Regions from separate parts of the Homo sapiens genome. Here region 2 is linked to region 1. A link is an interaction called in ENCODE POLR2A ChIA-PET data of the cell type or tissue named here. Cell type or tissue: A673. All regions are shown on one strand. Each heading gives the region's core, and the rest is flanking DNA. Links, peaks and the distances in the headings are about the cores only. Region 1 overlaps FLRT2 (fibronectin leucine rich transmembrane protein 2). Region 2 has its middle 47 kb from the start of LINC02305.

Evidence for each region. ChIA-PET counts read pairs that join two places held together with the same protein. Peaks named below come from ENCODE experiments on the same cell type or tissue, not always from the same donor. Only the 100,000 strongest peaks of a DNase experiment are listed, where the experiment ranks them.
Region 2: POLR2A ChIA-PET joins it to region 1 with 21 read pairs; 1 of 35 experiments calls an interaction of 5 or more read pairs at or near these places.

The regions. Positions count from the first base shown.
Region 1 is chr14:85,615,602-85,620,990 of GRCh38, forward strand. The region is part of intron 1 of FLRT2 (fibronectin leucine rich transmembrane protein 2); the gene reads left to right. Among named protein-coding and RNA genes, the nearest start is that of FLRT2-AS1, 87 kb to the left of the region's middle. In A673, for the core only: no CTCF peak of the experiment used is centred there; a DNase peak (open chromatin) is centred at 2,420.
Region 2 is chr14:83,865,702-83,871,090 of GRCh38, forward strand. No RefSeq gene overlaps it. Among named protein-coding and RNA genes, the nearest start is that of LINC02305, 47 kb to the right of the region's middle. In A673, for the core only: no CTCF peak of the experiment used is centred there; a DNase peak (open chromatin) is centred at 2,350.

The DNA of each region.
Region 1 (5,389 bases), core at 186-5,185:
ATAGAAAAATGGTTTCAGGCTACGGGGTGGCTATTGATATATGTTTCCCTAAATTCCTTTGCTAATCCCCACACCTTGGTCAGCTAACTATAGGACTCTCCTGATTATTGTGCAAACAGTAGAGAATTCCTCTTCAGTATAGCTTTCTCATTGTATCACTTCATGCACTGTGCTGCCTTGTCACAATTCAGCCAGTGCTGAAACCATTAAGATTTTATTAGGTTTGTCCTTGTCATTCTATTACGCGATTGGCAATGCTTATTGACAATTCTTATTTTCTGTACTATGATTTTTATAGTTTTAGTTTATTAAGTGCTCCTGGAATACAGGCTCCTGGAATTAATTAGAAAAAGAAAAAACCTTCTTAGGCAGCACTAGGAGAGAAACACTGAGCAGAAAGCTATAGCATGACTTTCGTGCTTTGAGTCTCAGTTCCTATGAAAAGAGTTAAATTACAATAAAGTAGCCTGGAATAGCTGCTGGTTTTTACTGTCATCTTTAAGAGACTGGCAAGGACGGGTTCTTGCTGCCCCCAAAGAGCATTTTTTTTGCATGTTGATTTATACTCAGGCTTTTGAAGCTATGGTCTCCTTTAAATGAGAATTTCTGTTTTTACCTAGCACCTGCCATTAAGCCATTCTTTATAATTTCTAGTTTCCTGGAGAGGAAGCAACATATTCAATACAGTATTCACACAAACAGGGAAATATTTAAAAGACAAAAAAAAAAAAAACCCTTTTCCTTTTGATATTTGAAATTCATCTTGTAAAGCAACTATTTTTATCACCAACATTTAGACTTATAGGTGACATGCCCAATGATTTTGAAACATGAGTTCGTTTAATATCTTCTAGAAGCACGACTACCTCAGTGAGAAGCGGACAGAGAGTTGGGAGAAAGTATTGTGCAGTTAACATTTTTTTCCTTCTCTCAGTTGAGCTGGGATTCATCTCTGGCTTCACATTACAAGCAGCTTGGATCTGTGTGCAGAACTTACATTTCTTCCCTGGCTTGGGCCTCTCTATCCTTCCGATTTTCACAGAGCCATCCTTTGCCTGCAGTGTTTTTCCTGATACCTCATGGGCTAGGGTAGAACTCTTTCCACAGGACCATGATTACCTGATGCTCTAGGGTTAAGAACTCTTTACATAGAACCCTAATTCCCTGCCTACTCATTTTTCTCCCCTCACTTAACTTTTAAGCCTCATGAGCCAAAAACTACATCAGCTCTGCATACAGCTGTATCCTCGTTCTAGTGCTCAATAAGTATTGGTTCAATAAATGAATGGAAAGTATATTACATTTTCATGCTTTTTGATGTCCATGGGAGAAGTATTTTTAGGTTATGTTTATTAGAAATTTATCTTAATTTTCTCTAGAAAATTGTGGCAATAAAGCCAACTTTCTAAAGCACTTGTAAGAAGGTGTGTGTAGATCATCGGTTCTCAACAGTTGGCGATTTTCCCACTCCAGGGGACATATATATGGCAACATCTGGAGACATTTTTGGATGTACACCACAGCCCCAAAGCACAGAATTATCTGGCACAAAATGTCAGTAGTGCTTAGGCTGAGAAACTGGGGTAGTTGGAAGTGCATAAAGCTTGGCAGGTCAAAGCTGATTTTATTTTGTTCTACACAGTGGAATTCAGCTCTTTGGATATCATTAATAATAACAATTACATAGAGAACAATCAGCATTATTATGTTCTTGCCATGTACAGACATAAGCTTTTCACAAGTATTATTTTGTTTAACCCTGTCAACTGTGCTGTGAGTTAGGAACTATTATTATCATTTTTCAGATAAGGAGACTAAGACTTGAAAAGAGAAATGTGTACTCAAGATCCTGCTGCTACTTGGTGATAGAAGTAGGATGAGAACTCAGGATCTATGCTTGGTGACCATTATACATTCTTTCTCTGTAAATATGGTCCCCAACTTAAAGTCTAAAAGGATCGCTGCCTTCATTATTCAGTAGGAACCACAGCTGGAAATGCAAAGAAAATTTAAATTTAAAAATTTAAATGTAGAAAATCATTATGGCTTAGGTGGTTGTAATTTTACCAATATGTATACTGATTGAAACAAAAATAGAGTGCATTCACTGATAGGTGTAAGCTGCTGTTGATACACGGAACAGAACAAATCTGCTACATGCTGTTATTTTGTGGGATTCCCAAGAAGGTCAAAGAAAGCCCTGAGAGTTTGTTTTCATTCAAAATTGAACTTGTCATAGCCGATCAACACATTGTGGTCTAGATGGGACTTTTCTCCTATTAAGGTATATGAACAGTGACAGTTTGCCCCATGTAATCTTATTAGGAGCTTTCTTCAGAACCACATCATCTTCTTATATAATTACAAAAGAGCCACTCATGAGTAAAATATGCCTGCAAGAGAGCAAGGCCTGGGGGCAAAGGGTTGGCTGATGGGGGCCTGTTCTCTCCTTGCAGAGGACACAGTTCAGGAAATGGAAAATTTACGATCTGGATGCATAATAATAGTTTCTAGGCCCATCCCTGAGTACTTGGTTTGCTCCCAGTGTTAATGTCCTTGAGGCTGTTAGTTGATGAACTCTAAGCAAACACCATCATCCTCAAGTATTGATTTGTTTCTTAGCCCCTAATACTTGGCCTATAAGACAATGTAGAAGTATCTATTCTTTTTACATATGAACTTAGAGACCCTGGTGCTGCTGTTTTTCTCTCCTAGGACATTCTTTTCAGTGGTTGCTTCTATCACACTTTGAAGATGCCAGTAGAATACTTAAAAACATTACATTTTATTCTTTAGTCTCACTTTCCTATCTCTTGTGGAAGTAATTATTAATAGCACCAAACTGTTTTTTATTCTTAAATGTTTTACAAAAGTGGGCTCCGGTGATGACAAGTAACTCTTTAATGTCCTACTAGGCATTAGTACTTGTCATCTAGATAAACATTTTCTGTTAAGGCCAAGTGTCGTACATAGTCATTGCACTGCTCCACCCAGAAGATGTAATTTACATATAAGATGTTATTTGAGACTGTCTCCCGGGGACAAAAGTGATTAGTATGCCTTATCTCTTCTCAAAAGAGTCATGTAACATGCTCTTGCATCTATTTTACATTTAATAAATTAAAACATGAATGATTAAATAAGATGTTCATAGTGCTTCACAAATTTGAATGCGCCCATCCCAGGCTCTCGCTAACATTCTGGGCCTGAGGTTTAGCTTTTCTACCATCTTGCCAGGTTAGGCTCATGCTGCTGGACCAAGGACCACACTTGAGTACCAAGATGTTAGGGAACATTAAGATGGTTTGAAACCTGAGCTAAGGATGCCATCAGGCTGATAGCATTAAACTCATTTTTCCTATGCCACCTCAGTTATATAAATTATTCTTTAAGTTTATAGAGAGGTTTCTTTTGGAAGGAATGGCATCCTTTTCAGCAGCAAAATGTATATTAGGTTTTGTAAAAAATTAAATAATGCTTGACTTTTTTTTTTTTTTTTTCTTTTTGAGGCAGGTTCTTGCTCTGTCACCCAGGCTGGACTGCAACAGCATGATCTTGGCTCACCTCCGCCTCCCAGGCTCTGGCAATCCTCCCACCTCAGCCTTCAGAGTGGCAGAGACTACAGGCTCATACCACCGCACCTGGCTAATTTTTCTAATTTTTAATAGAAATGGGGTTTCACTATATTGCCCAAGCTGGTCTCGAACTCCTGGGCTCAAGCTATATGCCTGCCTCAGCCTCCCAAAGTGCTGAGATTACAGGTGTAAGCCACCACATGAAATCAAGCCCGGCCATGCTTGATTTTTAATAAAGCATCGTATCTCTCTATTTTACCTGAAAAAAGATCCCCTCCCACCCACCTTATATTTCCGAAACAATAAAAAATGAGTTTTACCTTTTCTGGTCATCGAAGGCATTTTTTGAGATGGCTTAACAATCTTTTAAATTATAGAACACATTTACAACATCCTTGACACTTAAATAACATTTCCAGTGTTCTTTTTTTCTTTTTTAATTATATTTCTAAAGATAGCTAAGAGAACAATTTCAAATAGTTCCTCTATGCTTTTAGATGTAAGTTGTTTCAATCTCCATGTATTGGTGAGAATTAAGAGACTTGCAGTTCGCCATGTCCTGTCATGTTAGCTTATTTTGTAGGGAAATCAAATCTGGCACCTTTCAATTAACTTCTTTACCTCTCTAATCTAAAAACAGATAGAATACATTCTGGAGCAAGAAGGCATGATTACTATCTGTGGATTGCCTTGACTTCCTCAACTGTGTCTTCTGTCATTTCGAAATTTGCTAAAAGACCTCCTATAAAAGCAGGAAAGCACAGACGGAAGGAAGGTGGTGCTGTTGAAAAATAATTTACCCCTAGTCGTGAGCTTGGCAACTCTTCAAGGGATCACAATGGTGTATCTCATCTGGACCTAGAGGTCTCGAAGGAGGAGATAAGTGGAAATGTTTTGTGGGCTGGAGCTTAGTCATTCTCCTCGGTGACTTGAGGTGCAAGCTATTTTGGAGGAAGATAAAGAGGAAGGGAGACAAGAAGTGGGAAAGAAAAAAGTCTCTCTGCCTTCATACATGCTTCTGTTCACTACGTTTATACTACTTTTTTTTCTTTGAAAAATTTTTTCTTTGAATTTCTTTTTTTTCTTTGAATGATTGTTTTAAATCATGTGGTAATGTGGTCATGACATATGTTAGGTAACAAAAAGAAAAATAATGATTCCAATTTTGTTAAGTATATGTATAGAAAAAAGGAAAGTAAGCAAATCGATCAGTTATCTTTGAGTGATAATATAATGAATAATCTTTATCACCTTCATACTGTGTTCTTTATATTTTATTCTCTAAAATTTTCCATTAAGCATGAATAAGGTTTTGTATCAGAGTTTTAAAATACATTTTAAAAGGAAATGGCAACTTATTCAGCTACAGCTTTTTTATAACATAGTATATGAAAGTTCATATCTAGTAAATGTATTTGGAAATATAATACATTTGGAATAACTTTTCTGTAAGGATGCATCTTTTTAAGTGACTTTATTAGTCTCCATGTTGCATTTTTAAATATATAACTCTGCAGGGCTTCACATTTTCCCCTTCACTTTTGCTAGCTGTCAGTCATCACCTCTACCTTGAAACTAGTCTATGACCAGTAGGATTTGTAGATAATTATCATTAACTGATTGAGTGGATTCAGCAGTGTGCCTGTTGTAATTAAGTGTTTGGATATGCAAATAGATAAAGAATAGATAAAAGAGAAGGTACTGATTAGGATGTTAAATTCACAATATGATGGTTGATAGTGACAGGTAATAGCATGATGTCCTTTTGAAGATACTATATTAATTATTTCTTGAATACCTTTTCAAGTAAGTTA
Region 2 (5,389 bases), core at 337-5,336, 1.7 Mb before region 1:
CCATCCAATTTTATCTTTAAAACATCTACTATGACACTTGTTTCAAATAGTATACACAGTAGTATATACACTTTTAATTATTTCTACAGCTGTCATCTTACCTGAGTTTTGCCACTATCTTTAAAATATTTGAAGCAGGAATAATTATCACTGTATTGTATTTAAATAAACAAAGACCCAGAGGCAAGAAGTGGCATGCCCTGGGTTACCTAGGAAATAACTAACAGTTATATACATTCATTTTCTGGGCCTGCTGTAATAACCACAAATTGGGTTGTTTAAACAGAAATTTATTGTCTCTCAGTGTGGAGGCCAGAAATTTGCAATCAAATTGTTGGCAGGGTTATATTGAGAGGTGACGCCAGCTGGACTTCCTGGGTCGAGTAGGGACTTGGAGAAATTTTCTGTCTTACAAGAGGATTGTAAAACCCACCAATCAGTTCTCTGTAAAATGCAGCAATCAGTAGGATTCTAAAAGTAGACAATCGTGGGGAGGATTGAAGAAAAGGGCACTCTGATAGGACAGAAACGCAACATGGGAGAAGACAATAAGGGAATAAAAGCTGGCCACCCCAGCCAGCAGTGGCAGCCTGCTCGGGTCCCCTTCCACACTGTGGAAGCTTTGTCCTTTCACTCTTCACAATAAACCTTGCTACCACTTATTCTTCGGGTCCATGCCATCTTTAAGAGCTGTAACACTCACCGCAAAGGTCTGCGGCTCCATTCTTGAAGTCAGCGAGACCACGAACCCACCGGCAGGAACCAATTGTGGACACAATATCCTTCTGTGGGGTGTGAGGGAAGGATCCGTTCCATGGCTGTCTCCTTGGCTGACAAGCTGGCTCTCTCCTTGGCTCTCTTCATGTTCAAATGGCATGCTTCCTGCAGGGAAGCCTGTGTCCAAATGTTTATTTCTTATGAGGACACCATCATATTGGATTTGGATCTGTCCTAATGATCTCACTTTAACTTTATTACCTCCATATATATCTTATCCATAAATAAGGTCTCATTCTGAGGTGGGAGGGATTAGACTTCCAAATATAAATTTTGGGGAAACACAATTCAACCCATGACAGTATGAAAACCCACATCCTTTGATATACTACTCAATACCTTGAATACCAAGCCACAACGCTGCTAAGGAAAGATGGGTAAAGATGAAAAAGTGTTAGCAGGGTGAATCAAAAGAGACCTTAATGATATGAAAATGGAGCAAAGTGGGTAATCATGGGAAACATAAAAAAAAATCAAGTACCTACCATAGATTGCGTGCAATTTGCAAAATTACCCCAAGATGGATCTAAATGTATTAATATACAACTTTTCTTTTATCCTTTGATGGGATTAACTACAACCAAAGTGAAGTTTAGGACGGAGTAAGAAAGCCCTTGCCTACTCTGTTTAGTTTATGGTAATAAATTCCAATTATTTTGAATTGACATTGTTCTGCACAGCCTGAGGTTGACTCCAAGAACTTCTTTCTCTGCTCTGTTAAGGTACCAAAGACAAATGACTATGCTAAATTCTTTGGCATAGCTCCATTTATTTAAACCTCATCTATGCTTTTCTTTTTCTCTTTGCAGGCCCTATGGGAAAAGAAAATACACACTGACCAAATGCTGAGCCTGTTATGAATTCTGTGATTTCAAAAGAGAAGTGAGCTAAGCCTGAGATTAAGCTTCTCTGTTTTAGGGGACTCTGTTGATAAATTATCCTAATAGGAATGGATACCAACTTTTTGTGTGTGTAAACTTGTGAGAGGTCATGGTCCGCCCCTCCACCCAGCTTTTTTCTCACCTATCTCCTTGGAAGTCCAACCCCATAAAATACTGAAACTATTAATTCACAAGACATGTGCACAGATCTTGTTTAGTTCTGCCCCTAATCTTGCTTTCATAAATATTTGAAAATTGCAGCTAAAGCCAAATTGTGCTTCTCACATAATGGAACTGCAGGCTAGTATAGCAGCGCAATCCTTTAAAGTTCCTGGAGGGGGGAAGTGAGAGATGATGAGATTTGGGGACAGTTTATGTGAGCAATTTGTTATGCATGCAGGAGGAATGGCGACTTGATGACAGATTCACTTCTTGGTCCTGAACCTTAATTAACAAGGCCCTCTGAGTAACATGCGGAGAAACAATAGGAAAATTCTTCTGAGCATTTCACAGATTATTCACTTATAATCTTTGGGGATTTATTTTATTATTATTTTTCTTTCTTTGTGAGCTGCAGCTTTGTTGCCTTGACATCCACACTCAAGAGTTATTGGTATCAAACCAAGCTATATAAAAAGCTATCAAGCACTTCTCAGATTTTCCACAGTTCAAAGCAGTGTTGGCAGCCTGCCAGCCATGAAAGATGAGCTGCACCCCAATGTGATGAGTGTGGCTGCACGTGCAAAAGGGAGCTTGGGGGTGAGGTAGGAAAGGCTGCCAACTTAGAGAACCCCACAGGGGAGAAAGCTGGATCCATCCCCATAGACCTGAGGGTCAATTCTGCCCCTGCAGGGAGCAAACGAAACTAATAATGTTGACTAGGTACAACCATCATAGAAATATTACATTCTTGGAAAATAATTTTTTAAAAGAGAAGAATCCAGCTATATTAACCAGAAAAATATCGGCGAGGATTTTATTTATTTTGGCCCCAGATACACCGGAGACCTTAGGTCTGGGAATCTGCTGAGACCAAAACACCAATGTGTAGGACCTGAGGTGATAATATTCTTCTTACAGACAGATGATATAAAATTAGGAATTTCTAAGAAATCTTGGAACATTCTATTATCCCTGATTTTGCCTGTGCACAAGCTTCAACTTTACTTTTTAATTTTTGTTCAGTCTTTTCCAATCCCAGTTGGTAAATGGAGGTGAAACCATGAGGCACATTTTAGTTTGTTTTAATCTTTCCAAAACTCAGTGATGCTTGGAGTCATTTTCAGGTAGCATGGTTGGCCGTGTTGTTGCAAATTAGGACATTAAGACCCAGAGACATTCTGTTCTTATCAAAGCCCGCGTAGCTAGCAAACACCAGAACTGAAACCCAAATTTCTACAATCACCAGTCACCCTCTGATCCAGGAATATATCATCCACTGAGTAACAGCATATTCACTTGTAAATGCAAACATCATATAAAGCTATGTAGAGCAGCAGTCCCCAACTTTTTTTGGCACCAAAGAGCAGTTTCATGAAAAACAATTTTTCTACGGACTACAGGGTGTGGGGAGATGGTTTTGGGATGAAACTGTTCCAGCTCAGATCAACAGGCATTAGATTCTCATAAGGAGCTCACAACCTAGATCCCTCACCTGCACAGTTCACAATAGGGTTCACACTCCTATGAGAATCAAATGCTGCCACTGATCTGACAGGAGGTTGAGCTAAGGCAGTAATGCTTGCTTGCCTGCCACTAACCTCCTGCTGTGTGGCCCAGTTCCTAACACGCCCTAGACCAGTAGCCGTTGGGGGCCCCTGATGTAGAAGACTCTGTTGGTGCCCCAAGTATTTTCTCTGCCAGTCATTTGTGGGTATTCTATGTTACACAAATTGAAAATGCAAGTTAACCCACTGAAGTGACCCTCAACCAATGAAGGATAGAAATTGGTGGATAGGGCTGGGCACGGTGGCTCACACCTATAATCCCAGCACTTTGAGAGGCTGAAGTGGGTAAATCACCTGAGGTTGGGAGTTCGAGACCAGCCCGACCAACATAAAGAAACCCCATCTCTACTAAAAATACAAAATTAGCAGGGCGTGGTGGCGCATATCTGTAATCCCAGCTACTCGGGCGGCTGAGGCAGGTGAATCCCTTGAACCCGGGAGGCAGAGGTTGCAGTGAGCTGAGATCGTACTCCAGTTGCAGTGAGCCATTGTACTCCAGCCTGGGCAACAAGAGTGAAACTCCATCTCAAAACAAAACAACAACAACAACAAAAAAAAAAAAAAAAAAAAGAAAAAAGAAATTAGTGGACAGCTCTCACAGCATCTTCACTACTTAGTGGCATAATTTCTATGCACATTCAACACAGGTTCTCAAAGTGTCCACGTTGGACTGAGACTTAGTTATCTACAGCAGTGACCAATTCATTAATGTTCCTTTTTCTGTGACCTATTCATTAACGTACCTTTCTCTTTCCCTGTCTCAGTTCTTCCCTCTCACTTTCAAATATATTACTTGCACCCAAATCAACCCAAACCAACACCATTAACTTGCATATTTATCACGTACTACATCTATCAATGAGCCCAGAATCCAAAGATCTCGCAACAGAAAGAAAAACCCAGTTGGATCTTTGTTTCCTGTTCCAGATATAGCTTTACCTACGACAAGAGAATTGCTACTTTCTTTTCAAAGTACTTTATGCTACCATGATATTTTAAGAATAATGCAATTTGATTGGAGGACAGACTTGTATAAAAGCAATTGAGAATAAAATGAATATCTACTTCTAAATTCTACCAACCAGAAATAACTACTGTTTATATTTTGGTAAATACAATTGTATATACATATATGTTTACAAAATAAAACAGTTTCATATATTGTTTTATAACCTTTTTTATTTAATATGTTATGAGCATTCTCAAGAGTCTTCAGATATTATTTTGTAATATTATATTTGCAATGGCAGAGAGTTTCACCTGATCTATATACAGAATTATAGTCAGTATTATAGGACATTATTTTTTCTATTTTCTGCTAACATCAACATCCTTAAACTTACAAAATGTTCTTATTTATATTCCTAATAGAGGTAAATAAAAGTGCCAACAGCTTCACTGCAACTAGCATTGCATCCTAATAAATTTGTTAATTTGCTAGTAGAAAATAGTATTTTAACACCTTCAAACATATTTTTTCCTTACTCAGTGATCTCCCTTTTATATGACTATCATAAGTGTTGCAGCCTCCTTGTTTGAGAATGGGTAAAACTTTGTTGTGAACTTTTCAACTTACGTTTCTTCGTGTTTGAAAAATATTCCCAGCAGCTGTCTGTGAATTCCATCTTAAGCAGCTGCTGGTTTGGGGTGGATAATGGGGCAGTAAGAATGTGCCAAAGGACTGAAGAAGTAAGAAGATAGGACTTTCTGAGGTGTTGGGAATTGAACTTCAACAAGATATTTCTTGTGGGTTTTTTAATGTGTGGGAGAAAGACTTTTAACATGTGACCTTCCCATAATATCTAAATCAACAATATCCTGTCTGTTTCTAGGTTTAAAAGCAAAGCTGCTTAAAAAAATGCAATAGAGCTGTATATGAATCTGTCTTTATTTAATCTCTGGTTTCCCCTGTTAGGAACACTGCACTATGACTTTCATAGTTCTTAAAGGGTTATAAGCTTAATATTTGCCAGGAAAGCTTGAGTGGTTTCAGAAACTTGAGAG